Linked DNA regions of Homo sapiens: region 1 is linked to region 2. A link is a loop called in an ENCODE intact Hi-C map of the cell type or tissue named here. Cell type or tissue: IMR-90. All regions are shown on one strand. Each heading gives the region's core, and the rest is flanking DNA. Links, peaks and the distances in the headings are about the cores only.

Region 1 (16,489 bases), core at 4,517-12,516, 75 kb before region 2:
GAAGCCGATAAAATAATTTCCGTCCAACTCATACAAAAATCTACATTGGCAATCCAACTCAACCCAGTTCCTTAGGTAATATTCCAATTTCTTATATCTTTTAGACTATGTAATCAAAGCAGTTTTCAGAGACACCAGAGAAAAAAATACATAAATTTGGGATCAAAGCTCTGCCCTCTCAATCATTTTTCCATTTCCAAGAGGGAATAATTATTTACAAAAGTGGATACTATATAGATGGGAATAAACAAGAGATAGATATGGAATTCTATAATATCTTTCTCAAGAATTCTTACAGAAACATGAGGTATTGTGGCTCACGCCTATAATCCCAGCACCTTGGGAGGCCGAGGCAGGCAGATCATGAGGTCAGGAGATCGAGACCATCCTGGCTAACATGGTGAAACCCCGACTCTATTAAAAAAATACAAAAAAATTATTCGGGTGTGGTGGCAGGCGCCTGTAGTCCCAGCTACTCGGGAGGCTGAAGCAGGAGAATGGCGTGAACCCGGGAGGCGGAGTTTGCAGTGAGCCAAGATCGTGCCACTGCACTCCAGCCTGGGCAACAGAGCAAGACTGGGTCTCAAAAAAAAAAAAATGAGGTATCCTTCCAGAGAATATGCTGACATTCACATTCATTCTATTTTTACATAATTATTGTTTAAAATCACATAAAATTACATTAATAGTAACTTGGACTAAAAGAATGAAACAACACTAAACCCATCATCCTAACAATATAACCATTTTATTTTCTTTCTCCTTCCTAGACTATCACAATTTGTGTCTATAATTTTAAAATGTCAAATGTCAATAACCATTAGGTATACATAATGCCATAGTTGAAATTTTCATTAGACTTTAAAGAACTTTTTAATGTTTCTTTAGTCAGTATTATGGTCACTTTAATGATTTTAAATAGTTCCCCTGTGTTGATGTAACATAATTTACTTAACTATTGTTGAACATTTACCAGCTCTATGACCTTGTTCCTGTTACAGTAATGTTATAGCCCCAGTTTTGTCATCTGTTAAATGGTAGTAATAATACTTATGTCATAAGGGTATTATTAAACGTCTGGCATTTAAGAAGACCTCAACATATATTAGGTGTTGGTTTTTTTTTTTTTTTTTTTAGATGGAGTCTTGTTTTGTCACCCAGGCTGGAGTGCAGTGGCATGTATCTTAGCTCACTGCAACCTCTGCCTCCTGGGTTCAAACGACTCTACTACCTCAGCCTTCTAAGTAGGTGAGATTACAGGAGTGCCCCACCACATCCAGCTAATTTTTGTATTTTAGTAGAGACAGGATTTCGCCATGTTGGCCAGGCTGGTCTCGAACTCCTGACCTCGTGATTTGCCCGCCTTAGCCTCCCAAAGTGCTGGGATTACAGGCGTGAGTGGCTGTGCCCAGCCTGTATTAGCTTTTAAAAGTAATTTTGATTCGAAACTTAAAACTTTTTCAGTGAATGTCTTCATTCGAGACACTTTTTCGTAAAACTACTTCTTAAATGATTGAGAGTAAGTGTTCTAAATAAAAGTATATTTGCATTCATTTAATCTATTTAGAAGATTTCTTTTTCATGAAACTAAAGGTTCTTTATGAAGATTGGATCATCAATATCATATTTGTGAAAAGGCATCTATGAAGTATCCATTTCTGCGTAATGCTGTGTAGAATATTGTTCCAAGCAAATTAAACTGAGTTGGTCATTGCGAAGAACACTATATCAAACAACCTTAGATTTCCAGGCATGACATCGTCCTGGCCACCCTTTCTTTTTCCTTGTTTCTCCTTTTTTGCCCCATCTCTCACATGTCAGCATGTCCCAAGACCCTCTCTTCGGCCCTCTAATTCTGTATCTCACCTTACAGAGAACTCACCTCCTCTTCTGCCTTCACACCCGCACAAGTAATTGTCAAAGTGATGAGATTAGTCCTGGGAAAATCAGGGCAGGCTTTAAAGAGGAGTCAGGCTTTTTGAGAGGTGATGAATTTCAGTCGGGAAACCGTGTGCAGGGGGAAAAGGCACTTGGTCTTTGACTATTACATTCCAAAACAGTACAATAGGAGATATATGTATGAGTCCTGCCGGTTCAAGTACGGACTAAAATAAGCTAAGTAAGTATAACGTAAGGCCGTAAATGCTGTCTCACTAGAGTCCTGCTAGCTCCAGGTATTTAAAATTGTGAGTAAAAGACCAAACCATAAAAAAGACACATTACATGAGCAAATAACTCTAAACACTGAGCATCAGAATAAACTCTGATGGCTAATAAGGGTTAAGAAGGAGAAGAACTCAGCTCTTGTCTGAATAGTCGGCAGGGAAAGACTGGGATTTTTCCCTTGATGGCCTCAGACACTCAGAAGTGAGAAAAATAACCAGTGTGTAAATGAAGCACAAATGGACCAGGAAGCTTCGTTTGTCCAGGAAGGGACTTGGGGACACAGAAGCAAGAAAGAAACATGCAGGTGTGACAGAAAAATGAAAGCACGGTTTATTAGTGTTTCTAAGGATCAATGAACAAGTTTCGTATCAAACTAGCAGTCTCCCTCACAGACCCAGAACTTCTCTACCTCTCTGTGCTTTAGTTAGTACGGTTTCCCTTATCTGAGAGCCTTTTCCCCCTGCACACGGTTTCCCAACTGAAAGTCATCACCTCTCAAAAAGCCTGCCTCCTCTATAAAGCCTTCCCTGATTTTCCCAGGACTAATCTCATCACTTTGACAATTACTTGTGCGGGTGTGAAGGCAGAAGAGGAGGTGAGTTCTCTGTAAGGTGAGATACAGAATTAGAGGGCCGAAGAGAGGGTCTTGGGACATGCTGACATGTGAGAGATGGGGCAAAAAAGGAGAAACAAGGAAAAAGAAAGGGTGGCCAGGACGATGTCATGCCTGGAAATCTAAGGTAACATACGTCTCTAAAGAAGGGATGTATAAAGGGATCTGGGTCAAAGTCAGACTCAGTCTAGCCCCTTTACTCATTGCCCTTTACTCAATCGAGAATTGCTTTTGACCCTAAGATACAAAGTCAAATACCACACCATAACTGCAGCAAAGCAATCACAACCCCTTCATACGCTACAAACGTATCTCTCCCACGTTTCTTAGTTGCTGCCCCCCAACTTAAGTATCCAAGTCAAAAAGCAATGGTTCTATTATTTTAGAGTTGAGAAAATTAAAAACTGTTTTCAGAGTATTGTAAAGGGTCAGTGACAAGGATACTTTTTGTGCCTCGAAAAACTTCCATTGTGGGCATTTCATAAGAAAATGGGCTTTTGTGCCTTTCATAGATTACAGTTCCTTTATACAATGGGCTTGTCTAAGTTTCTTCCTGTTTTCCCATCAGTTAAATTTAGAACGATTGTTTCCATCTCTTATGAGATATGATGTCTAGGAAAAATGAATGCCTAGATGTGATACCAGGGCCCAGTAAGTCTGTGAAATTCAGCTGTAGCCGGGGATATCACCCAACCCCCGGGCCTTTCTCTAGGTTTTCCCATGGGCACATGGAGTATTTTCCTTCTTCGTTGCTAGTTTGCCATTCCACAATATAAAATCCAAGTTTTTTGCTGCCTTATCACAGAAGAACTCCTTTTTTTATATACAAAACCACTTATTTTTAGAGGCCCCCTTTTAATTTTTACTTTATATAACTTTTTAAATCAAACAATCTGATTTACTACAATATGATTATTGTGGTAAAATGGGAAAATAAATTTAAACAAAAAGGGAAAAAATACCCGTTCTCCTACCACTCACAAAGAACCACTGTTAACTTTTTCGTATATGTTCTTCTAGATTTTATATATTTATAAATTAGCTAAACATTTATATGTTCATTTAAATATATTACATAATTTTATTTATCTTTCTGGTAAAAATTGCATGCTGTTATAGGGCTCTAAAACTTGCTTTTATTTTTCCATATTAGTGAGAAAACTTTTCCTACATGAATATGTGTCTATGTGGCTTTCAGTTGTATAGATGAGATATAGTTAATGTTCTCATTTTCTATTGTTGGAGGGCTAGAAAGTCATAAATCTTATAAATAACACCAATTTGAATTATTAGCATAATTATTAACCCAGGCCCTGGAGCCTATTTTTGCCACTTATTCACTGTGTAACTTCAGGCAATTTACTTAAGCTATTTGACTTCATCTGTAGAATGGGGTTTCACTGGGTTTCACTGGGTTCATTCTGAAGCTTAAGTGAGTTAGCATACACAAAGTGTTTAAAGGGTGCCTTGCATGAAGCAAAAGCTCATAATTTAGATGTCATTCAGTCTGGTGCTAAATTTTGAGTAAAAGCTGTTATAATACCATACAACATCCCAAGTTTAAGTTCTGGGCACCCAAAAGAAAAAAAATTCCAAAAGAACCTTTGACTTTCATTAACTAGAAATTAACAGCTCTATGGTGGAAGTTAAAACAAGTTCCTTTGTAGGCCCCTTGAAATGCAACTATTTGTTTGGTTTTAGGCCTGTGGGATGGAAACAAATACCAGTACTTCATACGAGCCCTGGCTTTTTCAAGACATTGATTGGTATGAGTTCCTTGGGATGGCTGGGAGAGAGATTGGGTCTTTTCTTGTTCCTGTGCCTGAATCAATATAGTGCAGGGATATGAACTTATTCTGCCTTCCTATAGGCCATGCTGACTCTCCTGCGAGTACAAAAATCTCTCCCAGTTGTGGTGATCATTTCTCCAATGACTAGAAAAATGTCACATGAAAAATATAAAACAGATTTTAGAGGCAAAGAAACAACATTATCTCTGTAACCTCAGTGGGCTCCTACATGGCAGCCTCAGAAAGATTTTTGCTTATTAATTTGAATTTGATTCTTTTAGACATTGGCTAGAAAATTCCAGTAAATGAAAATCTAATCTTGAAGAAAGTCTTAGATTTAAACCTAGCTTTATTTGATTTTGGCTCTCCTTGCTCCAGCCCCAACAAATTTAATCAGAAATACTGATAACTCTTATGAGTTTATAATCCTGTTGATAAAAGAGAAGGTTAATAAGTAGGGGTGGATTTAATGACTGTCTCCCTTATGCTTTCTTGGCTATATGGAAAATTATCCCACATAGTCTAGAAAAAAGTGCAGAAACTTGTTTTGTTGCGTGTTGAATAACTTGTCTTAAAAAATACTTTGGCAGCATTTGAAATTCTGATGAAAAGCTTACAATTGTTCTCAGGCATGAACCTAGAAAAGGGCTGCATTGTCCAGCATAGTTTTTGATTTACTAGTGCACACTGTTTGATTTGCAGTGCCGAAGAATTGTTGATGCCCTTAAATAAGATGCAAGCAATGCAGGAGGCAGAGAACAGAACAGCCATGCTCTGCAGGGTTTAAAGCATTGCAGCCCAAACATGATAGGTAGAAAAATTCTCACAAATATTTTAGATGCAGGACCTTATGGTAAAAGCTTGAGTTTCTTGAAATGCATCAGTGGCAGGCTGAATTGCAGCAGGAAATATATTTGCAAATGGGACAAAAGTAACTGCTTCAAGACCGCAAACCTAAAAAGGGAAATAGCATCCTAGAATGACCACCTACAAAGGCTATTTCGGTCTCAGTGGCTGTCATGGTCAGCCACCAACAGGTGAGGCTGTGATGTTATCACCCTATTCACTATAGATCTAAGATATGGGTCAATACTCCCTAACTCCATTTTCATTAAAGGCCCATGATTAAATGCTGATGGCCTAGAGCTTTCATCTGTTAATTCACTCACTTATAAGCAACTCTTCTAAGTAGCTTTGGAAATACAAAGATGAGATAGACATCCCAGCCCTGTTAGGGAGACAGACGAGTAACAGATAAACTAAATAAAGTGCAATAAGTCAGCAATAGAAGTATACACAAGGTGATACTGAGATCACAGGAGAGTGAAAAATTCTGTCCAGAAGTATACAGGTAGATTCAATAGTTGAGGTGACAATTTGGCCAGATTCCACAAGAAAACAGGGGTTTTCTGAGAGGAGTCATTTGAAACTCTATGCAAAGTCCCGGAAGAACCTGTTGTAGTCTGAAATGGTGAGAATTCTGAGAAAGATGAGGCTGGAGAGAATGGGGTCAGAGGATGATGGAGCTTTTAAATCAGTTCAAAAGGATTATTCTACAGTCAATGTAGTTTTTTTGCAAAAGAATGCCAAAAAACTCTTTATGTGGTCAATAAAGGGCAGAAGTTTTGGATTCTTAGACATTCAGTATTGTTGAGGTTGGAAAAAATCAGGTCCTACCTTCAGCATGAAGTGGGAAAAGTGATTTTGCTTCTTTACCTCCCTTTCTTACCTCTCTCCCTGGGGCTCTATCTCTCTCACATTGCCTCTATGCTGCCAGTCTGCCAGGTGTAACCAAAATGTGCCAAAATGTGCTGGCAAGTTTTTTTGTTTGTTTGTTTTGGTTTGGTTTTATTTAGAAATCTGCATTACCCTAGATAATTGTCTAAGCATTTTATGTTTGAATCCTCTCAGCTAATGTATTTTGCATTTTATTTTGGACTGTCAGTCACAGAGCTAGACAACAGAATGAAAGTAGATATTCCAGACCTTGCAACATGCTGCAGGAGGAAGCACTTCTTGGATGGGAGGATTGCAAGATTCCTCCAATCACAAATAGATGAGTGTCTTCCTCCAACTACTAATAAAGCTAGTCTTAGGGAGGAAATTATGTTAAGGAGGTCCAAGTGTAGGAAAAAGGAGAGAGGCTTGCTCTTAGGATGACTTGGTTTTGATCGCTGTCTCTGTCACTGAGAGAACATGTGTCCTAATTGCTTACTCTCAGTGTCATGGTAAACTCATATATTAAAAGGGAACAATGATACAGTAGGATCACTTTTACTAAATGATCAGAATTTCCTCTATCAACTACACTCACTGGTAAACTGAATGCCTAGCTCCAGAAGGCTAATTTCTCACATATTTCTGCTACCACCAGTTTAGTTGTCTAGAGTCCACGTGTTTGCCCCAAATTTTGTTATGCCAGTTGTCTTTTAAAGTATTTATGTACTTTAATTAAATATTATATAAATTGATAAAATATAAGTACACATTAAGATTATACATTTTTGAAATTTAGATAGAATATGCAGGTAAGACTCCATGAAGGTGAGTCAGTAAAAAAAAAAAAAAAAAGACAAAAAAAGAGAGAAAAGGCTGTTAAATTAGATGTGTGCAAAACCATGACAGAGATTAGGGGATAAATTATAAAATTCTCGCACAATGAACATAGTTTGAAGACAGCTCTGCATTTGTGCCAATACCTATGATCCACCCTCTTTCCAGTATTTTTAATTTGATTTGAAACATTCAGGAGAATTTGAACATCTCCATGTTTTATTTAAAATGTAAGCTGAACCTGAACAAAAAGTTTCCCAACATAATTTTTATAAGACTTTTCACTCATAAATTTAGGGCATAAAAAATCATCCGTTGATCTTATTTAAAATGTAGATTATTGAGTCTTGAACCCCTAGAGATTCTCATTGGAGGTCTGGGTTGAAGCCCAGTAATATGAACTTTTAAAAAGCACCGAAATGATTCTGATACAGGGGTCAGAAACTCAGGGTTTGACACTCTGTCTGGTGGTAAAGTCCAACCTTTATCAGCTTTCTTATTCCTAAGCACATACCTGGAGGAATATACTACACACCACCCCCCCAAAAAAAGACAAAGTAAATTTTTGTTGGACAAGCATTTCACTCTCTCAAGTCATCTTGCTTTTGGATATCAGCTCTTAAAGATTTTGCTCTATCGTAATTTTCTACAGTAAAAGGAAAGGAAGTTTTAGGTTAAGATTTGAAAGGTCTTATGATAGTGAGTAAAAACATTAGCATCTCAATTATTTTAAAGTTATTTGGTATTTATTTAGTGAAAAGGTCAACAAGTTTCATTGCTGAAAACATAGCCAAACATCGCACATATTTTCAGAATATTTGGTGTTATAATCAGATGCTGAAGACAGGAAGGACTTCACAGGTTCACCATGTCATTGGCTTCTTTCCATTAAGGCTGGCCAGAACATCAGAGACTAGATCTTCTATCGGGGAAGTTCTGAAGCCTTAGAGCCTTGTGTTATTTGTTCAATTTCTCTTCTTCCAGTAATAATTATTTTCCAATAATCCTAAACAGTTTTCTATTTAACATTTTTTCAGTATCACTTTAATTTTAATATTTTTGTTACCATCTCAAGGATTTACCTTCTTGGCAATTCTCATGACCTCTATTGAAACACCTTCCAGGGTTTTACAAACTGTCTTAAGTTTATTATAAAACTCTCCTCCTACAATCTAATCCCATGTCTGTATTCCTGGGTCATGATGCAATTAGAAAATAACATTTCATTACTCACATAATAACTTACTTTATACTCAGAAAGAGTTTAAATAATATACAACATTATTATAAGTTTACATCCTGTTCTCCATACTACTAATGAAGTAGTGGCCCAGGTAATCTGATACACAAGTTTTTTTTTTTTTTTTCAAGAAACAACTTTCTATTTCTCCTTGGAATGCACTAGGTTTTTTTCTCCCTCCTTTGGCAGTAGGTTTACATTCCAAATTATACATTTCTGAGGTTAATATTAAACAAGTTTTCCTTTGTGTTCAATGACTGATAGTGCAGGTCCCAGCTGTATAGATTGACAAGACCTAACCCAATTTAATGCTTTGTGAAATAAAAAAAAAAATCTTCAATTTTTAATTAAAGTCTAGCACAAAAATAAACTACCAGCTGCCTTCACTAGAAGACTGACTATGTATTCTCCCAAATTCAAAGAACTGCTTCTAATTGACCCATCAACTGTCCTCTTAGGCAATTTTCTTCTTTAAGAAAAAAATGTTTTCATTGCCTTCTGCTGGCCTACCTCTATTAAACCTAGAAACCTAGATATGGGTCCTTCTGTCTTTGTTTAGAAGCAGTGAAGCCTCTTTAGCAGTAAGTACTGGACGGGGTACTCACATGTAAATGTAAATATCAATTGTACAATTGCTTGCCACAAAAATTAACTTGTCTTGAAAGTGAAAAAAGGTAGATAAGGGTCGAGATGGAATGGATGGAAATTTCCAGTTGTGTTTACCTTTTCATTTGCTCCTCATTCCAACCTGGGTGTGGGAGTGAGGGAGAGTTGGGGAGGGGAGATGCACACGTTTCATCAAATATGCCGTCTTTTTTAGAGCTCTAAAAATTTTAGAAAGCTTGAGATTTCTTGAGTTTCTTGAGTTTTTCTTTAGAAAGCATGAGGATGTTTTTTTGCCATCCAGTTGATGTTGAAATCTCATAGATAACTGTGGAATTCTTGTTGAAATACACAGCATCCCTACATATCATCAGTTTTCATGGGTTGCTGATATAATCAGGCTTCATCTACCTCCAGTCATGAGTCTACAGTGGTCTCTGCTGGGTCATTGACTTGTCCATCTTAGTTGATTCTGCGCTCATGTGGGGCATGTAGACAACATTCACCACTGTCTTAGGCCACAGTCTTTTGAAGGAAACTAAATCATGCTGTCTCAATCATAAGTCCTCCCTGGCTAGACCCACCATAGATACTTACTCCTCCTGAGCCATTGTGGACAAGGAGGATACTTGTTGTCTTTTGGGATTTTACCTGAAAATGAAACAGAGTCCCACCTCTATTTTCACTTACTCAAGTCTGGGACTGCTGGAGAAGAAGAAAGGGCAGGACACAAGGCTACCTCTCAGGGACCCACCCCAACTTCCAACTCCTTATCAAACCTCTGCTTCCTTCTTTGTTCTTCTCATGCTAAGAGCCAAAAACATGGCTGATTTTTTAAATCTGATCATTGCATACCTGTTTCCTTTGAGCAAATACTTTAGAAATTCCTCAAACCCAAACGTTAGGGGCTTTCAAACTATACTTTTTGCCATGGGTTTGAAATTTTTGTTTTGAAGCTGAGAAGCCACAGAAGGTCTCTCTTTCTGCATTTGTTCTGCATCATGTCTTTGCTAAAGAAATGAAAGCAGAATACTTAATTGCCTGACATGGGGTAGTTAAGAGTGAAGGGGATGCAGGTCAGTGGGGTGAGGTGGGAAGGTACAGGTGTGAGAAAATACTGGAGACAAATCACATTCTTTAGGAAAAAGACAAAAAATTAAAATTGAATTAAAATTAAAAATTTGTTCCACTGCATTTACATGAAAAGAAATCATGACCTACTTCTAAATATTCTGCCATGGCATTTTTATTTAATTTATAAAACAACAGTATATAAAAACTAAGGCATCACATAGATGCTACAAACATTTCACTTGACCATAAGTTGTGTAAACCCATGACACACAGGTTCTAAAAAACATTACTGGAAATTTACTTTTGCATCTGACCTCTGTAAATAGAAGCTCGCTCATTTCTGAAATGCTTCTTATTTTCCTCTGGCAAAAATATTTTTTAATAAGCAAACCATGAAATACAAACAGAAGTCAAAATGAGTCCAGCAGGATGGCAAGCCTCTTTATATATAGCTTTGAAGCCTCTTGCAATAATATTAGAGGAACTAATGAAATGGGAAATGGGAAAGCTTGCAAAGTGCACCTGGTGAGCTAGCACACAATCTCCTTCTCGTTCTCTCTCTTATATTATAAAAATGAACATGCTTAGTTCTCTTGCCAAGGGCAACCTCCCCCCACTTATCCTGTTACATTAACATTTGTGCTGGAATTCATTTTCTGCCTGTTCTCCAGGATTGGGTTGCCACAGTGAAACTTTGAGGTGGTCTTTCCTTGATCCGACTTCCCGCTTTCAGCTTCTGCTGGACTGCCCCCTTCTTACTTTATTCCCACATGCATGGAAGCTACATTTAAGCTGATCCTTTGGCCCAACATAGTTTGGTATTTTCAACTGACCATTTCTTTGGGGAACAAAAGTAAAATAATTGAGACAAGGAGGGATAGAATGTTATAGCACTCTCTCTACAGTATGGATGTTTCTTTTTCACTGTCAGTTGGAAAACCACAGTTCTGGCTGCCTTTTTGTCATGGAGCAGACTATTACAGGTAAAGAACTGACCCCCACCTCCTCCTTCCCTCCCTGCACTGTAGTTCTCTGGTTCTCTTTCTTCCCACGCTGTCTGTCATTCCAGTGATTGGCATAGAGTGTGGAGCAAGTAGCCACCACCTATGGCATTTTGAACAAAATCAATGCCTGGCACCTCACAAGGGAAGACAGAGTGTTCAGTAAAGTTTATTAGCTCTTGATGCTACAATTCTTCAGGGGAAGGAGACAATGGGGAGTGGGATGAGCAGAGAAAGGCAAGAAAAACTCATTATTTTCTAAGGCATCTCAGAACTTTTGATGACTTCGTCCTGGCATGGAAAATTATTCACTGGGGTATTACGGTCTGCATTGAAATAAATGCCTTTTATGTCCTATGGTAAAATAAATAAATGAAAAATGGGGAAAACTAAACCTGTAGTTTTTTCTTCTGGTACTTCAATGCTGTTGTTTTCATGAGTCAAAATGGCTTACTAGTGAAAAAGGAGATGGTGAGGACTGAGTGCAGGGAAACAATAAAAAGACCCCAAGTCACTTCACTTCTTCTTATATCAGGGTGATGCTTCTCCTTTCCCTTTCCCAATACCTAGCTATGAAGTAAACATTCTCACCACTTGATAGAGAAGAAATTTCCTATCAATGACTTTTGGTCAAATTCCACCACAGTGTCAAAACAGTATTATTCTCTCCTTTGTAAGCATAATCTGATATTTCACCCCTGCTTTCGCCTGAGTAGAAGATAAACTGTTTGATCATCTAGATCAAAATGGACTCTAAAGTAAGTAGATTGTAGTTGATAAAGATCCAAATGGACTATAAAGCAAGTAGATCATACTTAATAATTGTCCTCTGTCTGGCTTTTATAAATCTGCAATAGAATAGATTATGTGCACAGTGATATTGATAGTTTAACCTAATTGCGAGTTATAAAAAGAATCTCAGGGTTTCTAAATGCTTTAAAAGGATATTTTTCAACTTTTAACATTTTATTATTACATTGTTTTGTAATTTCCTGTTAAAAGTGATAAAGGGAAAGAATTAAGCATTTATTCTCTTTTTTCTTTCAATTTTTAATCTTTATGGGCACATAGTAGCTGTGTACATTTGTGGGGCACACAAAATATTTTGATACAGGCATACAATGTGTAATAATCACATCAGGATAAATGGTGTATTCCAATACCTCAAGCATTCGTCCTTTCTTTGTGTTACAAACATTTCAATTATACCTTTTTAGTTACTTTAAAATGTGCAATACATTATTGTTGGCTGTAATCATCCTGTTGTGCTATCAAATACTAGATCTTATTTACTCCATCTAAGTATATTTTTGTACCCATTAACCATCCTCATTTCACATCCCCATCCCCCACCACAGCACAGCCTCTGGTAACCATCTTTCTACTCTCCATCTCCATTAGCTCAATTAGTTTAATTTTTAGCTCCCACAAACAAGTGACAACATGCAAAATTTGTCTTTCTGTGCCTGATTTATTTCACTTAACAGAATGTCCTCCAGTTCCATCTATGTTGTTGCAAATGATAGGATCTCATTCTTTTTATGGCTGAACAGTACTCCATTGTGTATACATACCACATTTTCTTTATCCATTTGTCTGTTGATGGAAACTTAGGTTACTTCCAAGTCTTGGCTATTGTGAATAGTGCTGCCATAAACATGAGAGTGCAGAGATCTCTTTGATAAACTAATTTCCTTTATTTGGGGTATATACCTAGCAGTGGGATGGCTGGATTGTCGTTCTGGTAGTTTAATTTTTAGTTTTCAGAGTAACCTTCACACGGATATCCATAGTGGCTCTACTAGTTACATCCCATAACAGTGCATGAGGGTTCCCTTTTCTCCATATTCTCACCAGCATTTGTTATTTCCTGTCTTTTGGATAAATCCATTTTAACCGGAGTGAGATGATACCTCATTGTAGTTTTGATTTGCATTTCTCTGATGATCAGTGATGTTGAGCATCTTTTCATATGCCTGTTTGCCATTCGTATGTCTTCTTTTCAGAAATGTCTATTCAGATCTTTTGCCCATTTTTTAATTAGGTTATTAGATTTTTTCCTATAGAGTTGTTTGAGCGCCTTATATGTTCTGGTTTTTGATCTCTTGTAAGATGGATAGTTTTCAAGAGTTTTTCCCATTCTGCTGGTTGTCTCTTCACTTTGTTAATTGTTTCCTTTACTGTGCAGAAACTTTTTAACTTGATGTGACCCCATTTGTCCATTTTTGCTTTGATCGGCTGTATTTTTGGGGTATTACTCAAGAAATATTTGCCCAGATTAATGTGCTGAATAGTTTTCCCAATGTTTTCTTTTAGAAGTTTCATAGCTTGACATCTTATATTTAAGCCTATAATCCATTTTGATTTCATTTTTTATAGGGTGAGAGATAGAGGTCTAGTTTCATTCTTCTGCCTATGGATATTCAGTTTTTCCAGTACTATTTATTAAAGAGACTGTCTTTTCCCAAATATGCGTTATTGACACCCTTGTCAAAAATGATTTCACTGTAGATGTATCAACTTATTTCTAGGGTCTCTATTTTGTTTCATTAGTCTATGTGTCTGTTTTTATGCCAGTACCACGCTGCTTTGGTTACTATTGCTCTATAGTATAATTTGAAATAAGGCAAGGTGATTCCTCCAGTTTTGTTCTTTCAGACTAGGATCGCTTTAGCTATTCTGGGTCTTTGGGGGTTCCATATAAATTTTGGAATTATTTTTTCAATTTCTGTGAAGAATATCATTTGACAGACATTGCATTGAATTGGCAGATTTCTTTGACTGGTAAGGTTAACAACACCAATTCTTCCAATCCATTAAGGAAGAAGACCACCTCTCCCATTGTCTCCTGTTTCGAAAAGGAAGCAAAAAGTTAAGAAGAAGTAGAAGTGAGAGCAATAGGCAGATGGCTTGGTGCCAAGAATCAGGCCTGGTAGTTAAAGATCAACTCCTGACCTAACTGCTTGTGTTATTTATAGATTCCAGACATTGGATGAAGAAGCATTGTGAAACTTTCTGCTCTGTTCTGCTAGCCCCCATCGCTGATGCATGTAGCTCTCAGTCACATAGCCCCCACTGGCACGATGTATCATGACCCTTTCAAGTGGACCCCTTAGAGTTGTAAGCCCTTAAAAGGGACAGAAATGTTTACTTCCAGGAGCTCTGATCTTGAGAAGCAAGTCTACTGATGCTCCCAGCTGATTAAAGCCTCTTCCTTCCTAAAACCAGTGTCTGAGAGGTTTTGTCTGCCACCGGTCCTGCTACGTTTCTTGGTTTCCTGACCAGGAAGCCAGGTGATTAACAGACAGTTGAGGCAGCCCCTTAGGCAGCTTAGGCCTGCCCTGTGGAGCATCCCTGCGGGGGACTCCGGCCAGCTTAAGCGACGTGGATCCTGAGAGTGCTCTGGGTAGGCAATGGCCCCACTGGAATGCCTCGCCAGACGGGTGTGCTGCAGACCCCCACGGAGGATTAATGCAGTGGCTGAACACCGGGAGGAATCAGTGCTTGAAGTCCTGACTTCTGGAACATGGTAAGACTGGTCTTGGAACTTGCCCACTCCATCTGAGTGGAAGCATGGCCTAATCACCCACAGCGTGCCTTTATGAGCACGTTGGTTTTGGTTTTGATTTTGACTGGATTTGAACTGTTTTGGCTTTGATTTCGGTTCTGACTTTTAGATTTGAACTGTTTTGGCTTTTATTTCGGTTCTGACTTGGCTCAAATTGCTTGATGAATGAGTAACTCCTTATCCGTCCTTTGGTTTTAGTTTTAATTTTGATTTGGTATGAATTGCTTGGTGAGTGAGTGACTTTTTGCCCCTTTTCCCTTCTCTCTTTGTAGTAAGAGTGTCACTTTGTCCCCTGAGAGAGGAAAATGGGTAAAACACAGAGTAAGCCTACCATGTTTGGAACTATGTTAAGGAATTTCAAGAAAAGATTCAATGGGGACTATGGAATTGCTATGACACCTGGAAAGCTTAAGGCTTTGTGTGAGGTAGATTGGCCGGCATTAGAGGTGGGATGGCCATCAGAAGGAAGCCTAGACAGGTCTCTAGTTTCAAAGGTATGACACAAAGGAACTGGTAAATCAGGACACCCAGATCAGTTTCCATACATAGATACTTGGTCACAGCTAGTTTTAGACCCCCCACAGTGGCTAAGAGGACAGTCAGCAGCAGTACTAGTAGCAAAGGGACAGATAGCCAAGGAGAAATCTTGCTCCACCTGCCAAGGGAAGTCAGCTCCTAAAGTTCTGTCCGACCCAACATCAGAGGATACATGGCAGGAAATGGCACCAGTGATGCCCCCGCCCCTTACCAAGAAGAGAGGCTCCCCACATTGGAGCCCACAGCACCAGAGCCTCTACAAGGTACACGCACCCCAAAGCCACTAGAGTAGACAGAAGAGGATGTGAAGTCTCGGGAGAAACCCCTCCCTTGGTGGCTTCCTTGCGACCTAAAACTGGGATACAAATGCCCCTAAGAAGGCAATGGTATACTGGGGTAAACAAGGAGGGACATATGGTAGAAAGGCGTGCCTTTTTGTACCAATCTTTTACCTCTGCCAATCTCCTCAGTTGGAAAAATAACACCCCATCCTATACCAAAAAGCCACAAGCTCTGATTGACTTTCTCCAAACTATTATCCGAATTCATAACCCCACTTGGGCTGATTGCCACTAGTTGCTCATGTACCTCTTTAACACGGATGAGAGGAGGAGAGTGCTCCAGGCAGCAACTAAGTGGCTGGAAGAGCATGTTCCAGCTGATTATCAGAACCCCCAAGAGTATGTAAGGATCCAGCTACCAGGAACTGACCCTCAATGGGATCCAAACGAGACAGAAGGCATGCAAAGGCTAAATCGGTATAGGGAAGCACTCTTAGAAGGGTTGAGGAGAGGAGCCCAAAAGGCCACAAACATAAACAGTCTCTGAGGTTATCCAAGGAAAGGAAGAAAGTCCAGCGCACTTTTATGAGAGACTGTGTGAGGCCTATCACATCTACACTCCCTTTGACCCAGACAGCCCTGGAAATCAGCGCATGATTAACATGGCCTTAGTTAGTCAAAGCGCAGAGGATATTAGGAGAAAGCCGCAGAAACAGGCTGGGTTTGCGGGTGTGAATACATCACAATTACTGGAAATAGCCAACCAAGTGTTTGTAAATGGAGATGCAACGAGCCGCAGAGAGAGCCGCAAAGAAGGTGAATGCCAAGCCTGGTGAAACGCTGACCTACTAGCTGCAGCTATTAGAGGGGTCTCCCATAAGGACAAGGGAAGGGGGGCTCCGGGAAAAATACCCAGTCTGACCATCCACACTTGCAATGCAACCAGTGCGTCTATTGTAAAGAGACAGGACATTGGAAAGATAAGTGCCCTCAGCTGAAAGAAAAGCAAGCTGGTTTGGAGCAAAAGACCCCAGAAAAGGATGAAGGAGATTTGTTCAATCTG
Region 2 (16,489 bases), core at 5,260-13,259:
CACTGGCAGATTCCTTTGCCTGGTGCTTTGGTTCCCAGAGGTAGGCATCTCTGAAATTTAGGTTCACTTCCAAATCTTCTGAACAAAATGCAAAGCACTCCCTGGCCTGCATTTCTGAGGCAGCTGATGCCAGGAACTTATCTGCATTTTTTCCCTTTTATATCCTAATTCTGAATTTAGTTTTCTTTTTACATTTGGCCCTAGAAGCCAAGGAAAGGGGGAGGGCAGAATCCAACAAAAAAGCCATTTAGCCCAAGCTAAACCACATTAAAAATGAAATAATCATTTTGGTAAAGCTTTTAGATTCGCATTGCATGGCATTTCTGAATAATATGACCATGACGCTGAAAAACCCTTAGTATTTTTCTTATCCCATCCTTTACTCCAAATCAAACTAATACTAATTTTTTTTAAAAAAATCATAAAACACGTAATTTATCTCCTCTCTCGAGTCATCTCTGAGCCAGTCAAAAATTCCACCACATTTAAAATGATCAAATATGCATATGGAATTTTCATTGGAAATTTAAGGAACATGGTTATACTCAGTTTAATTGCTAGAGCATGCTTTCCACCTGTTGCCACTTATAACAAACTCAATCCACCCCCAGTACTAAAATTTTTGGGTTATTTATACCCCAACTTCTTCGGGAAACTAAAGAGTCAAGATAACAGGATGCAAATATATTTTGTTCTTTGTTATTTTTCACAAACAAGGAATACATTCTCCTTTCTCTAAATGCATTTAAGAGCTAAGGACAAAACTAAATGCTACACGTATATCAAAGAAAGCCTAAAGACTTTTTAAAGGCTATTAAAATGCCTCTGAAACGGATAAAGTTTTTATTCCTTTTATCTTACTTTTCTTCTTTCTCTTTAAAGGAGGCATAACCCTCTAAGTTAAGGCCATTTCTATACTGGAAAAGTAATAGCTGAACAGTTCAGCAGGTATGTGCAGAGAGACAATTGCAGTCCGGGGAGTTTAGGCTAATAAAAAGCTACAGTTTGGCAGAGTAGAAACAGACAGAGGCCACATAAAGGGAGTAAAAACTACGCTGAAGGGTAAGCCATAATTTGTTGAATGGGGATCTGTGTGGGAAGAGAATTCTGTGATTAGAACCCATCTAGACTAAAAACAAACAAATGAACAAGTAAAACAATATGAAAAAAACAGAAAAACAAAGCTGCTGGTATGGACCAGCACTTGATAATCACTAAGATTCCCTCTAACTCTCACGTGATTGTCAGGTTCCCTTTCTAGGGATTTTGATTTTGTAATTAAATGTCTGATGTTGAAAGCAAGTGTATATCTGTCCGGGCAGATCAGTAATGTAGAGGTCCTGGTGAGCAGGAGGGACTGTCAATTTTGCAGTGGCATTTCCAAGACCATACTAATCATTGTCTATGATTAGCAGGATTAGCTAGATTATTTGGGTGAAAACGTGCTCTGAAAATAAAATGTGTTCTTTTAAAACCATAAATTTTAGTGATAATCCAAATCCAAATCTTAACACATAAGCAAATTTGTGAATACGGCACGTGTACATTTTTTTGTTAATGTATAAAACCATGCTTTCTTATCTTACTGAAAGCATTCTGTGTGTAGATAAAAATAAAACCCTTTCTCCTCTTCCTAATTATCATCTACTACAGAAAGCTATCACCTCAGAAAGAGTTTATCTCCCTGTCTGCGCCAGTTTTTCCTAAGTTCCCTTTTTCTGTCTACAGTGATTCTGTCAATCACTAAAGCTAAATACCTTGATGTTGTCCAGGACATGCTTCTTCTGCTTTCTCTTCCACCACGTCCATTCACCCTACAAGTGCTGTCAGCTTGTGCTTTTCAGTGTGTCTGACAGCTATTCTTTCCTTCCTAATTGCTACTCCTGGCCTCCTCACTCAGCCCTAATCATCTCAAGCCTCACCTCTTGTGTGTGTGTTTCCTGACTGGGATCCCTATTTTCACTTTGTCTCCATCCAGTCAAACTGAAATATCACAGCCAAATGAAACTTTTCTGATGTCTCCTTGCATGATTAATGCAGAGTTCTGAACTCTTCATAGTTACTTCATAAATATGTTCTATAAGTGATTATCAATCCTTGACTCAAGAGCCTTTAATAACTACTCTATTTCCCATTAAGGAAAATCTGAAGCCTTCACCCAGCATTAAATGCCATCAATTATCTGGTCCCTTTGATTACGTCTAAACCTCATGTCCCATGCTCCCTTCTTTGAAAACGCCACTCTGGTCAAATCAGTCTATCCATTGCTCCCTAAACAAATCATCCACAATCCCCTCTCCACATCTTGGTTTACTCAATATCCTGTGCCTAAAAGCCCTTCACTTTCTCTTCCTGTACTTCCCACACTACAGCCTGATGGGTGCTTTCTTCTCCAGACTATAGCATTTAACAGTCACTTAACATAAGGTTTTTGAACTGTTGTCTGTCTTTTGTTTCTCAAACTATATTTAAATAATAAGAATGTTGATAATTCATTTTCTATAATCACCTTTTTATTAATTAAACATGTTATCTACTTCATTTAAGACACACAACCTTTGCCACAAATTAGAGAACTACCAGGCAAGAAGCATCTAATGTCAGATTCTCTGCTGAGGACTTTAGACCCAACAGCACTTATCATTCTCACAGCAACCCTGAGGGGATCAAGATACCTTCTATTTAACAATCAAGGGAGTAGAGACTTAGCGAACTTAGGAAAACTTCCAAAAATCACAATATAGGAAGTGCCACTACCAGAATTTATTCAAAGAGTTACAGAGATAATTGAGTGAAATAATGCACAGGTCTGAAATGGAATACACTCTTAATACATGCTGTGTAATATTACTGTGGCTGGAGAATATTTTGAGTGGTGTACTTCATTTTCTCCAGGGGAATAAAAGGTAGGGTGCTAGCCAAATTAACCAAAAGTCTTTCTGGACTTTTCCCCTAAAAGTTTATGGTCTTAAGAGATCTTAGATAATTTGTGGGAAGATAATGTGGGAAATTCCTGAGGATAGGAAGAACACATCGAAGGGGAAGCAGAGAGAGTAGACTTTTTCTTCCACACCTTCCCTCATTAGAAGATGATAGCTGAGCCAGAGGAATAAGGGGGATGGGAAGATCTAAAAGAATGACCACAAAAATTTTGGTAAATTTTGAGGCTGTGAAGACCCAGAATCTGTCTTCTAGAAGCACTGGAAAAGTCCATTAGACACCCAAAAATTAATAACCTATACATTACCTCTTGATTTCCCTCCCAACTTGTTCTCCCTATAGCCTTTTTCCCAGGAAAAGACTTCTTTCCTTGAAGACATTTCGACTCCTCTCTTTAGCTCCCATCCCACATCCAATTAATTGCATCATCCTTTCAATTCTGCCTTCAGAATCTAGCTAGCTTTTGCTGGCTTCAAACAGGGATCCAAGACTGCATCATTTCAATAGTCTGCTTTTGTCCCTTTCTTTAGTTATTTCAGTAGCCTCCTTTCATTTATTTCCTTAATTATTTCAGTAGCTTCCTGGGAGGCTTCCTTGCTCCTGCCCTTGTCTTGTCTCTCTATGACTTATTCTCTGCCCAGCAATCAGAAGGAGCCTGTTAAAACATGAGTGAGACCACATCATCCCCCTCCTCAAAACGCCCCAGACGCTGCCATATCGCCCTGAATAAAAGTCTGTGTAATGACCTTGGAGGCACCATGTCATCACCTCCTACACTGGCTCCTCAACCTCATCTTTTAATGTCAACCTCCTTCACTGTCCCCCAGCTATTTTCGCCTTCTCATCATTCTTCAGACACACCAGTGCACTCCTATCTCCAGTCCTTTCCAGGTGTTCCCTTCACCTGGAACTCTCACCCCCAGACATAAGCAAAACTCACTCCTTAGTTCATCCAGTGACGTCTTGAATGTTACTTTGTGATAGAGCTCTGTGAATCCAAACTATTGGAAATAGTGACTCCTTCCCCTACCCATTGCTAAGATGATTGTATAATTTATTGTCCACATTGAGAACTTTCAAGAATACATTGAGTGTTATTAATATTCATACCAGGGCAGCACATATAAACTATTCTTTAGCCTCCCTATTTTTGCTTTCCACTTCACTTACTGTATCACCACCTGGTTTATTTAGCATTTCATTGCTGATTTTCTGTTTTTTACCTTTGGATTGTGTGCTGTATGAAAAAGGAAGTCTTCATTTCACTTACTGATTTATCCCTAGAGCCTCAATAATCGCCACTTAATAAATATATATTGAAGGAATGAATGAGTGGACTGATTAGTAGTAAGACTCTAGAAAGAAATGGTTGAGTGGACAGATAGAAAGATGGATATCCTGAAGAATAATTCACAAAAGATGACATAGAAACACAAAAAGTTAAGAGTCTAAAGAGGCCATATTACACAGGGCTATAAATATCTCTGGCAGCTTAAAGAAGGCCACAGATTATTTGTCACTCCTCCCATGGACATTAAGAATTAGTCTCCTCCCCTTGAATCTGAATGTAATGAGCAGTCTTTATGATGGCCTTCCTATGCTCACCTCTTGGCATTCACACCCCTGGGTAACACCTTTCCTTTGAGAGTAAGACGGATCAGTGATGTTCTTCCAACCATTAGAACACAGCAAAAATGATTCCATTATGTAGGATTGCAACACTGGACTTGCTAGCAGACACCTTCCTTTGCTATCTTTGATGAAGTAAGCAGCCATGTTGGGGAGGCTCACAGGACAGACAACTGAGGATGACTTCTGGTCAACAGACAGCAAGAAATCTAGTTCCTCAGTCCAGCAGCCCACAAGAACCTGAATTCTGCCAACTACCATATGAGCTTGGAAACAACTCCTTCCCTAGTCTGACCTTTAGATGAGAACTCAGCCCTGGACAAGACTTGTGTGGCAGGCTTGCAGAGGACCTAGCCAAGCCATGCCTGGACACATGATCCACAAAACCTGTGAGATGATAACTCTCTGTTGTCTTAAGCTGCTAAATTTGTGATGATAGTGTTAGACAGCAATAGATAACTAAGATACTCAGTGACCTCTGTGACTATTCTGACAAATAGAATATAAAAGTAATTCTGAGCCAGTTTCTGAAGCCAGGCTTTCAGAGACTGGATGCCCTTACTTTATGTCTCTGAAATCTCTCTCTCTCTGTCTCTCTCTCTCTCTCTCTGTCTCTGTCTGTCTCTCTCTCTCACACACACACAGACACACACATCCCTGAGCCACTGTGTACAATACTGGTCCCACTGAAATTGCTATGCTGGAGAAGCCACATGTGGATTAACAGTTCCAGCTTAGCCACCACCTCCTCGAACTTCAAACATCCTTATATAGCTATTCTTACCTCCTGAGATTTTTTTATGTTCATGAACTTCATCTTCAAAAGTGGGACTACACTAGATCTTTAAAGTGAGAATGCTAATGCTGGTTCAAATGTATGTTACTTATAATTTTAGTAAATATCAGCATATATTCCAAAGTGGCTGAAGCAACTTGTATTTCTAATAATATTGCATGAAAGACTTCACCATCACTAGCATTTATCACTGATTTTAGTTCTTGCTAGACTGGTTGGTAAAAAGTTATATTTTTATTGTTTCTTTAAATTTTATTTCCCTGTTTACAAGAGGGCTTGAAAATCATTTTGTTGATCACTTGGATTTTCTTTTCTATAAAATTCTTATTAATATCTTTTGCTTTTTAAAAAAAAATCAGTTTATGAGACTATGCATTATGGCTATTAAATTTTTTCTTTATTTGTGTTGTATTGTTTTTCTAAATCTATCATTATTTATATATTTTGCTCTACATGATTTTAATATTATAAAGTCAAAATATTACCCTAATTCTTTCATAACTTCTGAGTTTTCTGTCATGGTCTCAATTATTTCCATATCTTAAATTGAACAAGTCATCTCCTATATTTTCTCCTAACATCCTTTATTGTTCTATTTGTTTAAATTTAAATATTTCCTCCATCTGGACTTATTCTTGTATAAAGTATGGGTCCAGCATGATTTTATTGTAGAAAAAGCCAGTTATACTAGCTCCATTTCTTAAATAAAGCACAATTTTTCTATTGTGTTGAAAATGCCATCCTTCTCACATGTTAAAATCACATATATAGTCTGGGATCTATCACTAGACTTTCCATTTGGTTCTCTGGTTTATTTTTCTATTTATACACAAATATAATATAGTAATTTGTTTAAAGTATAGACAAAAATTAAATGTAGCTTAAACTGTTGAGTTATTCAATAAAACTTTAAAGTTCATTTTTTATCCTTCTGATACTCTTATTATTTCCATATTTAGGTCTCCAGACCAAATTTCAAGTTCTCTTACTTTTTCCCTCAATATTTCCACCCCTGTGTATTTTTTCAGACTACTAATTTAACTCTCAGTAGTGAACATTCTCATCTTCATGGACCATATTATTTGAGTTTAAAAATCACTGAGTTTGGGATTTTTGTGGTTATTGTTTCAGAAAATCTGCTTTGAACTTTTCCTGAATATTCTCCTTTATTTGTTCCTTTTCTATTTTCTCCAGCAGTTCTGGTCCAGCTGTGTTTTTCATGTTGATTGTTCCCCCTCTCTCTGGTCTTTAAATTACTTCAGAAACAGAACCTTTTTCAGACCAACAGGGTTAGACTCAGAGGTGGCAATAACCACTCCTCCCATGGGTAGGTACCACGGTATCACACAAGTCATTGACCTCTGTGGAGAGACTGAGTGAAATCCTGCCTGCTGTCCAGCCTCCTCAGCCAAAGAGACTCATACTCACATACCTCACAGGCAGCAAGAACTTCACCTTCCTTTCAGATGTTCCTCAGTTCTTTAGGAGCCGGAGAAAATACCACACTCCTGTGAGCCATTGTCACCTTTCCTCCCAAGACCTCTGTGTCCAAAATCTCACCATAATTCACACCAATTGCCTCTGATCCTCACTGCAGAGCTCTCTGATGAAAGGCCCCAGCTCCTGTCGAAATCAAACAGAAGAAAGTGTCAGATCTCTTCTTCAAGACTCTATGAACCTCAGAAACCATTCTCTCCCCAACAGTCTGCCAACCTGCTGCATGCTGAAGTTAATTAGGTATGGACATGTGGATTAGCTGGTGATATAAGCAGAGAAGAGTTGAGGCCCATTTAAGCCCCCACCCTCCCTGAATCCTAACTAGGAGGTTAGGTTTAGATGGTTGAATTTAAAGGGCCTGAGAGACATCCTAGTGGAGATTTTGAGTAGGAAATTAGATGTACTAGGTTTTATTCGCTGAATGTTTGCATCCCCTCAAAATTCATGTGTTGAAGCCCTAATCCCCAAAGTGATGGTATTTGAAGATGGAACTTTTGGAGATAATAAGGTCAGGAGGGAGACTCCATTAAGGGGTTAGTGCCCTTATAAGAAAAGATACTATAGAGCTTTCTCTCTCTCTCTCTCTTTCTCTCTCCCATGTGAGGATACGGTGAGAAGGCAGCCATTGACAAGCCAGGAGGCAGGCCCTCACCAGACACAGGATCTTCTGGTACCTTGATCTCAGGCTTCCCAGCAGCCATAACTGCAAGAAATAAGTGATTGTTGTTCAAGACACCCAGTCTGTGGTATTTGTTATAGCAGCCCACACTGACTAAGACATTAGGACTCAGTTGAGGGATCTAAACTTGAGAAAATTCATAATAATTGAAGTCATAGATTCATCTACAGAGTACAGCATAGAGTAAGAAGAAGAGACCCTGGATTTGGCTTTGAGGAATACCAATGTTTAAAAATCCAATCCAATAAGAGCCTGTTGCTTAAAATAGGATGTCAAGAAAGAACAGCCAGAATGTGAGGAAAAATGAAAGCATGATGAGTTACAGAAGCCAGGGAAGATAAACCGAAAATGTGCATCAGATTTAATAACACAGTGCATACAGGTGACCTTACCAAGAATGGTTTCAAGGACCCAAAAAGAGTGAAAACAGATAATAAATTTAAACAACTTCAAATATTTTATAGAAATTTATGTCTTAGATAAGCTATGATTAGAGGCTACATAAAATCACAAGTCAAGTAAGTCATAAATGGGTTATTAAAACTGGAGCCAGAAGTTTGGCATGTCATTTAGCTCTTTTCCTTTCCAATTGCTCATATATTTAATTATCTCAAGCATGACCCTATGATGTACATTAGCTTTGTCCAATTTTTTTCTAAATTTGGGACTTTGGATAGAATGACTTGGGCAAAAATATGATTTGATTATTTGGCTATTTTTAGTTGGACAAAGTAATCAATTTTAAGAGCTTTGTTTATTCTCATTTTCTCCCTTTAAGCTCTTTTATTTCCTCACCATCTCAATAAACCTCCTTGTGTTTATGGTTAAGGGAATGAGTCACTCCCACAGAAGTGGGTGCTGAAAGATTTCACATTGTTTTTCTCTACACAGCACTAAAACAACCAACAAATTTCAGGCAGTTTATTGGAACAGTTGGTCAACACAGAGATAAAATTCATCAAACCAGTCATATGTAGACTCATGCAAGTCATTTGAATAAAAGAATAACCAGTCAGAATGGTTCAAGAAGATGGCACTGCTTCCTCTAAAAGGATAACACTCTAGGCCAGGCACGGTGGCTCATGCCTGTAGTCCCAGCACTTTGAGAGGCTGAGGCGGGCAGATCGTGAGGTCAGGAGATCGAGACCATCCTGGTTAACACAGTGAAACCCCGTCTCCACTAAAAATACAAAAATTAGCCAGGCGTGGTGGCGGGCGCCTGTGGTCCCAGCTACTTGGGAGGCTGAGGCAGGAGAATGGCGTGAACCTGGAAGGCGGAGCTTGCAGGGAGCCGAGATCGGGCCACTTCACTCCAGCCTGGGGGACAGAGCGAGACTCCGTCTCAAAAAAAAAAAAATTAAAAAAAAATAAAAAAAAAACGATAACACTCTAGTATTCAAAGAAAAGCAACAACTGAAGTTTCATAATATTCAGAGAATAACATAGGCCCAGTATTTGGAGATTAATCAGTCTAACAGATAGACTCTAATGTCTTCTTTTTCCAGTGAAATTAAAATATGCAGCTCTATGTGGGTGTTGAATTTATTTTGCTGAAGTTTCTGACAGAAATTATATTTATTTAATACTTTAGAATAATAATAATCACAGACCCAAGTCTTTATTTCATGTTTCTCAATGGAAGCACATCAACACTGTAGGAATGTCAGAAAGCAAAAAGAAAAAACATTTTCACAGGGAGGAAAGTCATTCAGTGCTAGTAACAATATTTTAATGAATAATGATAGACCAGCACCATTGCTTTGTCTACTGGGTTTTCACATAATGGTACTAACAACAGCAATAGTGAGCAAAGAAGGGTGACTGTGCTGCTGCAGAGGCTTGCCTGGAGATGAGTCCAGGAAAGGTAAAACCAACTCTGCAAGATGACAGGATTGACTTAGCACCAATTTGAGAATAAAAAGTGCAAGTAGCTAAGCTTTGAGCTCTCCATCAGAAGCACAGGTTTTGTCTGAACCACTAAAGAAATTGGTGATCTTTTACTGTGTCTGTATGCCATCAAAAAAGGAGTTTTAGAAATGTATATTATGAAATTGGATAGTAGTATGTGAAAGCAGAATGGAATCAAATGATAGGAGTCACTTGGAAATCAAGATGGCCAGAATGAGAGCCACTGGAGACCATTTGTTTTTCAGTACCCAGTAATTTGCTGAAGTAATGTTTTGAGGTATTTTCCAGCTCTCTCACATTGCCTTCCCTGAGAAAGAAAAGTCTTGGACAAGGTTTGGGTCTCTGTGCCTGTGCTGGGACCTTAGGATCATCCAACTGTTTCTGATTGGTCTAAGTCTAGAGTCTATTGGATGCTGAAAAACAATGGAATTCTCAAATTGAAGAGCTCAATTTAGAGGCACTGAGAAATCTTAGTCAGACGATGAGTACTTAAATTAAAGGAATACATGTATATTTCTATAGAAAAGAACATACAGAGGTAAGAGACTGGCACCTTGGTCATTTGCTACTGATGAGTCGGGAGAGAGATTCCTTCTGCAGAGAAAAGCAATGGGATGGACATACGGAGAGAAACAAAACTAAAGAACTTGTGGCCACAAACAGAGACAGACACAAAAGATCCCCAATGGCTTTTTTATTTCAGGTCCAATGTATTTCCATAAGATGCCATTTTAGTTTTCATTATATTCCTGTTAGTTTTTCTTGATTAGAACATTACCTTGTGACAAAAACAACACTAATAGCTACCATTTATTTACTTAATGTTTACCATATCCCTATGCATTTACATGAAATGTTTCATTTAACTCCCTCAACATCATTATTATTACCCATTTATAGGTGAGACAGCTGTGGCATTGGTCCAATTAGTAAGTGAATGAATGAAGATTCAATGCCAGTGGTCTGATTCTAAGGTTAACCCTCTTAATCACTAGCTGTGTGCTTCTGTGAATCTCAAGTTTCATTTTCATCTATAATGTGGGAATAATGATACCGACCATACAAGTTACACAGATTCAATGTGATAATATATGTAAAGGCATTTAGTAAATTTTGTAATTCTACATGTTAAGATCTTGTTTTGCTTCGGTTTATTCCAGGTTTAACAATTCATTTACTTTTACCATTCACCTGTTAAGCCATCTCTCCAAAAGTTTTACAGATATTTATTAAGCACGTATATGCAGTATATTGAAATGTGATGTAGACACATTTGAGGCACTTATCATAGGCATATATAATGGAGAAGATAACTATGTATGTCTTATTCATCACCAACATTACTATTCTTCCAGATTTAAGATGATGATGATGATAATGATGAATACACTCATTACCAATTCAGAGTTGTAACAATATGGGTTCCATTTATCACACACTATTAAAATTGTTGAAGTTTAAATTTCACGGTGATATGATAAATGTCTAGAAGTACTAGCTTTTGAAATGATGCCAAAATATTACCATTCCTGTAGTGCGTTGGAACTAATTAGTATATGTGAAACTACACAATTAAAAAGATATTCTTTGTTTTGATTTGCCTAAGTTTTAGCTTTAATTTTATAGCTGCTCTGCCAGAAAAAAACTGCACTGAAAGATATTTCTTTCCAATAAGTTTGTAGTTTATTTTCCTCAAAGCTGTTTTAAAAGCATAGAATCTGAGCAAAGAGAAATGGATTAGTGTGATGACTCTTTGAAAGTCCTGATATACCATTCTGGGGATGAGAGTGCTCATGACCCAGTATTTCATATCCATGGTCAGTACTGAATAAACACTAAAAATCATTTTTCCTTGGAAACTACCATTTCTAGGTCCCATGCTGCTCCTATCCCTTCTGACAACACATTCTTTTTATAGTTACAATTTTGTTGACTTAGTTATACCACATGTAGTTAGAGCATATCCTGGTGGTGTTTCCTCGCAACTATATTAAAAGCCTATATGCTAGTCTCCCTGATAGAATCTGGTTTGCAAAGGTCCTCCACCACACACTCACGGTTAACCTAAGTTACTATTATGACTCCATAGATATACTATTTAGAAATGTATAACCCAGGCAAAACTGTCCTCAGCTTTGACCCACCAATGAATATATCAGCTAGAATGTTTTTGGTTACAAGAAAAAGGAAAATTCAAACTATTTTAACAATAGAGAGAATTATTGCTTCGTGTAAGCTGTAGCCTAGTTTTCAGGCACAGTGTGTTTCAGACATTAACCATGTTTTTCTGCTATATCTTCATTTATGTGCTTATGTGCTTCTCTGTTAGCTGGCTTCATCCTTAGACTGGCTTCCTTTATGGTTAACAAAGGGCTACAGCAGATCCAGGTCTCACCTCTGCAAAACATACAGTTCAGAACAATTCCTTTATAACAAAAGTCTTGACCATTTGTTGTGAGGTTGAATTGTGTTGGCCTTGGATTCCTGAACATTCATGAGCCAATCATTGTGGTCCCAAAGGGGTTGAGACAATATTGATCAGGCTACTGTTATTCTGCTCACCCCTGGAAAAGGAAGTGAGAGTCAAGGCTACAAAAATTACAATGGTGGGTGCAGGTGTAATCATTGTTGGGAAGACAGCTACAGTCTAGTCTTTGGTTATACCACATTCATTTATGTCATGTTTCTGTACATATGCTTTCAAAAAATGTATTATATAAATTGCATGAACCCCCTCCAAAAACACAGACAAGTCAAATTCTCACCTAGTGAATCCATAACTAGACATAACAGTAATCCTAGACTCCGGGAGTCTAGTCATCTAGGATTACTTGGAGTCTGGGTTTACTGTGTAATCCTATACTACCTATTACTACATAATAGGATAATAGGCTCCTTCATCAGACCCAGCCAGTCTCCTCACCAGACCCTTCTTATAGACTGCTTCGAATACTCTCAGCCTCACTGGCCTCTTCTTTTCTGCTACCATCACCATACCATATGTAAGTGGGGTTCAACCAACTTCATGTAGGTGGTGCGTGGCACCACCTCACATCACCTCCTTCCTTGTGGCATCTCTGTTGATTCCAGGGTATCAGATACCATAGAACTTCACTTGGTGCCCATATACGCACAGCCCAGAGGTACAAAAGTATAGAACCCCAAAGGGTAAACTTTCAAGGTTGGGACACAAGAGCTAATAAAAAGCTCTTCCTTCTGTCTCCCTTCACCCTTCCACCTCACCTATGTACTATCCTAAGACACACTTTATCTGGCTCCACAGAGGATGGTCTTGTGAGATAAGCACTTAGCACTTAAGCACTTGGCAGCAGCCAACCCAATAATGTAACCTTATTATTGGCTCTCTCTTCTTACCTGATGCAATTCCCTTGCCTCTCAATCTGGCTTCTGTGGTTTGCACATCTTCATAAAGTACTAGCACACATGCTTTTGTCTCAGGTTCTCCCTTCTGGGAAACACAGGCCAAGATAACATGTAATAGATCCCCAACACATCCATTAACAAAAGTTAGTAGAGAACTGGATAAATGAAACAAAATTTTCATTTGGAAAACAGATCAGTGAGAAACACACAGAAATCACTAGTACATGGCACATATTATAATCTTCTGGCCATAAATAACAAGGACAACCTGCCCTGGCAATGGACCAAGGCATTCCTTGGTCGATTAATAACAAGGCCCCTGGTTCTATGCAATGAATGGATTTTCCTTGTCTGTTGTCTCCCATGGAGACAAATTTTGGAAAGGATGCAATTTCTGGAGCTGACCACTTGAGCAGCCCACTTCCTGTTGATGTGATTCCTGGATCCTTGGGATTATCTTAAGGTTTGAGAAATACAGGCTCTTTTTGGCCAGTCATAGGGGTATTTGGCAGTACAGCTCACTTAAAAATTTGGTAGGCTGCTGGTCTATTTGCTTTGGGTCTACGTGCTTGTGATCAATTCCATGGGCTAGTATCAAAGCCAACTCCCTTGTCGGTTCAGGGCTTCATGAATTTAGGCATTTTTGTCTTCCTTGGGTATATCTCTGTACTCAGCCTACCTCACAGCCCCTTGTTTAATGGTTTCAACCATATTCTTGGCCTGTGCCTTGAAGATACTTGAAAAAATACCTTTATTGACAGAGGTCCTAATAGTATTTAGGATACCCCTAAATACTATACCCCTATCTTTGTCTTCCCAGTGTGACTGTTTCCTTTGTTTGGCAAAAATACGCTTAGCAAGAGAAGCTTGGAAGAAGCCTGGTCTCATTCATTTCCTGCTTAATTCCCCAACTCCCTGCATCTATTGTTGCCAATCTTGGCTTGAGGTAGAGAATATGATATTTCTATCCCTACAAGATTCCATATTAGATTAGTGAACTCTCTAGCAACATGTATCTTTAACTTGCCTTTTTCTCTTACACTTCATACTTAATCCATAAGGCAGTCTGTCAGCTCTACCTTAAAAATATTTCCTACATTGGAAAACTTCTTGCCCTATCCATTGCCAGCCCATAGATGGTCCAATCGATCCACCACTATCTCTGCTGTAGATACCACTGTAGTCTCCTAACTTGGTCTTGCATTTCCTCTCTTATCCCCTCTCAAACGATCATGTGCCAATCATCAACTAGAGCCATCTTTCTAAGATTTCAATGAAATCATGTCATTCCTCTGCTTGAACCTCTCCAGTGGGCCCCATCATCATATAAACAAATTCTAATGTCCATAACTTCATTTAAATTCCCATGTGGTCTGGTGCATCTCCTCTGATCCTATACCCCCATGCTCACTGTGCTTCTGCCATCCGGAACATCTAGTTTGTTATTCTTTGAAATACCGGGCACACTCCAGCCTTGAGGAATTTATGCTTGCTGAAATCTCTGCCCAGAAAGTTTCCCTCAGATGTCCTAGTCATCCTATCTATAATAGCAGCACACATTTTCTATCCCCCTTTTCTGCTTTATTTATCTTTATTTATCTTTAACAACTTGTCACTACCTATTTTGGGTAATTTTTTTCTAGTAGCATATGTGTATGAATTAGAAAGCAAGATCCGTGGATGGGTATGTCCAATGATGAGGACACTGCTTGGCAAAGTAGACACTCAACACATACTTCTTCAGACATGCCACCTTAAGCCTAGACTTGTCTCTTTTTTACAGGATCTTTCTGCAGGTGGAGGAAATGACCTATCAAGTTGCCTAAAGCTACAGCTTCATCAAGTCTTAATAACAACACATAAAACCGCAACCTAGACACCTTTCTTGCTTGCACATAACAAAGATTGCCAACTTCCTACTCTGGAATAAAAGGGGCCCTCACTGCTCTCCTTCCTATCTCCTCTACTCAGCAAATTCCACATTGAAATGCCTGGTCTTGCATTTCATTGAAATGTGGTGAGTACCCGTTTCTGGCATCAATCAATTGATCAATCGATAGATAGATTGCCATCTGTTAGAATGTTTTGGGAGGCAACCAACAGAAAGTCTAAATCAAACTGGGTTAAATCATTAAGGAAATTTATTCATGGAAATTTTACTAGAAAAGAAGGAAGAAAATCTTCCAGACATATATAAGCTCTAGAAATAATTTGCTCCGAGCTTCTACTCCACTTCCTCCATCATATTCTGTAGTCTCTACACCCACCCCAGGTGTTACTTCTGTTTCAGGCTGGCTGCTCTTAAATTAGTAGTTACTGATTAGTTACAGCAATAAATTAGCTGCAGTAGTTCCAGGCTCCAAATATGCACATTATGCAATCTGGTATTTTTAATCCTACAGGAATTCTTAAAGAAAATATAATAAATTATTTACTCCTCTGCACATGACATGACATGATTTGGCTACCACTATTGCCGTAAGTTCCTTGTCTTCTGCCAGGCCAATTTGTTAGCTTGGTGTAAAATTTCAGACCTTTCAAGTTGTTTAAAATCTTTCCCCTCAAATCTGTTCTATTCCCAGTCTTCCTTATTTTGCTTAATCTTTTCAATTGCTCAGGTCAAAGACTTGATGTCATACTTTTTTGTCTCCTTGTCTCTTTTTCTCTGTCTCTCTGTCTCTCTCATCCCCCCACCACCACTTCATCATCTACTTGTTTGACCTCCAGCTATACAGCATCTGAGCACTTCCAAATACTTTTTTTAACTGCTACCACCCCACCTAAAACACAACTATTTCCCTTACAACATATTATTATAGTAGCGTCCCAGTTAGCATCCCAGCTTCTGCTCTTGTCCCACTATTATCTATTCTTAACAGAGCAGCTAGAGTGATGCTGTTAAAATATAAGTCAGATGATGTCACTCCTTTACTAGAAAACTTCTAATGTCTCCCTCCTCAGCACTTTTGCATCAGGTGCTCCCCCTGCCTGAAAAGCTCTTTCCACAGACAGCTTCATGGCTTGCTCTCTTTCTCTCTTTTAATGTGAGGACTTTTCTGACCACCCTATTTAAAATTTGAGTCTCCTCAACTCCAGCATTTCCTATCTCTTTCCCTTGCTTTACTTCTTGCCTTATTACTTTCTAACTTATCAAAGAATTTATTTTTTTCTGAATTCTCCAAATAGACAAAAAGATTGACAAGAGAAGGGGCTACACACACACACACACACACACACACACACACGCTTGCACATACATGACATACATGGATCATGGTATCCTAGTATCATGGACGTCAACAGAAGAAGGAATTTCAAGTAAGAATAAGTGATCAGCAGTGTCAAATATTTTGGAGAAAGTGAGTATGATAGGCTGATAAATTTCCAAAAGAAGGTGTTGGTGACCTTATAGTAAACAGCTTCTGTAAAGTGAATGAGGAAATAAAAGGAGGAAGGTGTCTGTAAGAAGGCAAGAGAGAATGAGATCCAGAACAAACTATGAGATACTTGTCTTTAAAAGAAGTTACTTCTCTTCCGTTACAATGGGGGAGAGAGAGAGAGAGAGAGAGAGAGAGAGAGAGAGAGAGAGAGAGAGATGATAGGAGTGGTCTATTAAGCCCCGAGATTGGTGGGTAGAGATTGACGGAGAGCCCATC

The links. A loop is a pair of places that touch in the nucleus more often than their neighbours do. Peaks named below come from ENCODE experiments on the same cell type or tissue, not always from the same donor. Only the 100,000 strongest peaks of a DNase experiment are listed, where the experiment ranks them.
Region 1: it touches region 2 in a loop (5-fold over the local background); 1 of 110 quality-filtered maps calls a loop at or near these places.

The regions. Positions count from the first base shown.
Region 1 is chr1:218,752,829-218,769,317 of GRCh38, reverse strand. No RefSeq gene overlaps it. Among named protein-coding and RNA genes, the nearest start is that of LINC01710, 160 kb to the left of the region's middle. In IMR-90, for the core only: no CTCF peak of the experiment used is centred there; no DNase peak of the experiment used is centred there; H3K27ac peaks cover 156 bases.
Region 2 is chr1:218,678,343-218,694,831 of GRCh38, reverse strand. No RefSeq gene overlaps it. Among named protein-coding and RNA genes, the nearest start is that of LINC02869, 180 kb to the right of the region's middle. In IMR-90, for the core only: a CTCF peak has its summit at 11,410; a DNase peak (open chromatin) is centred at 8,401; H3K27ac peaks cover 179 bases.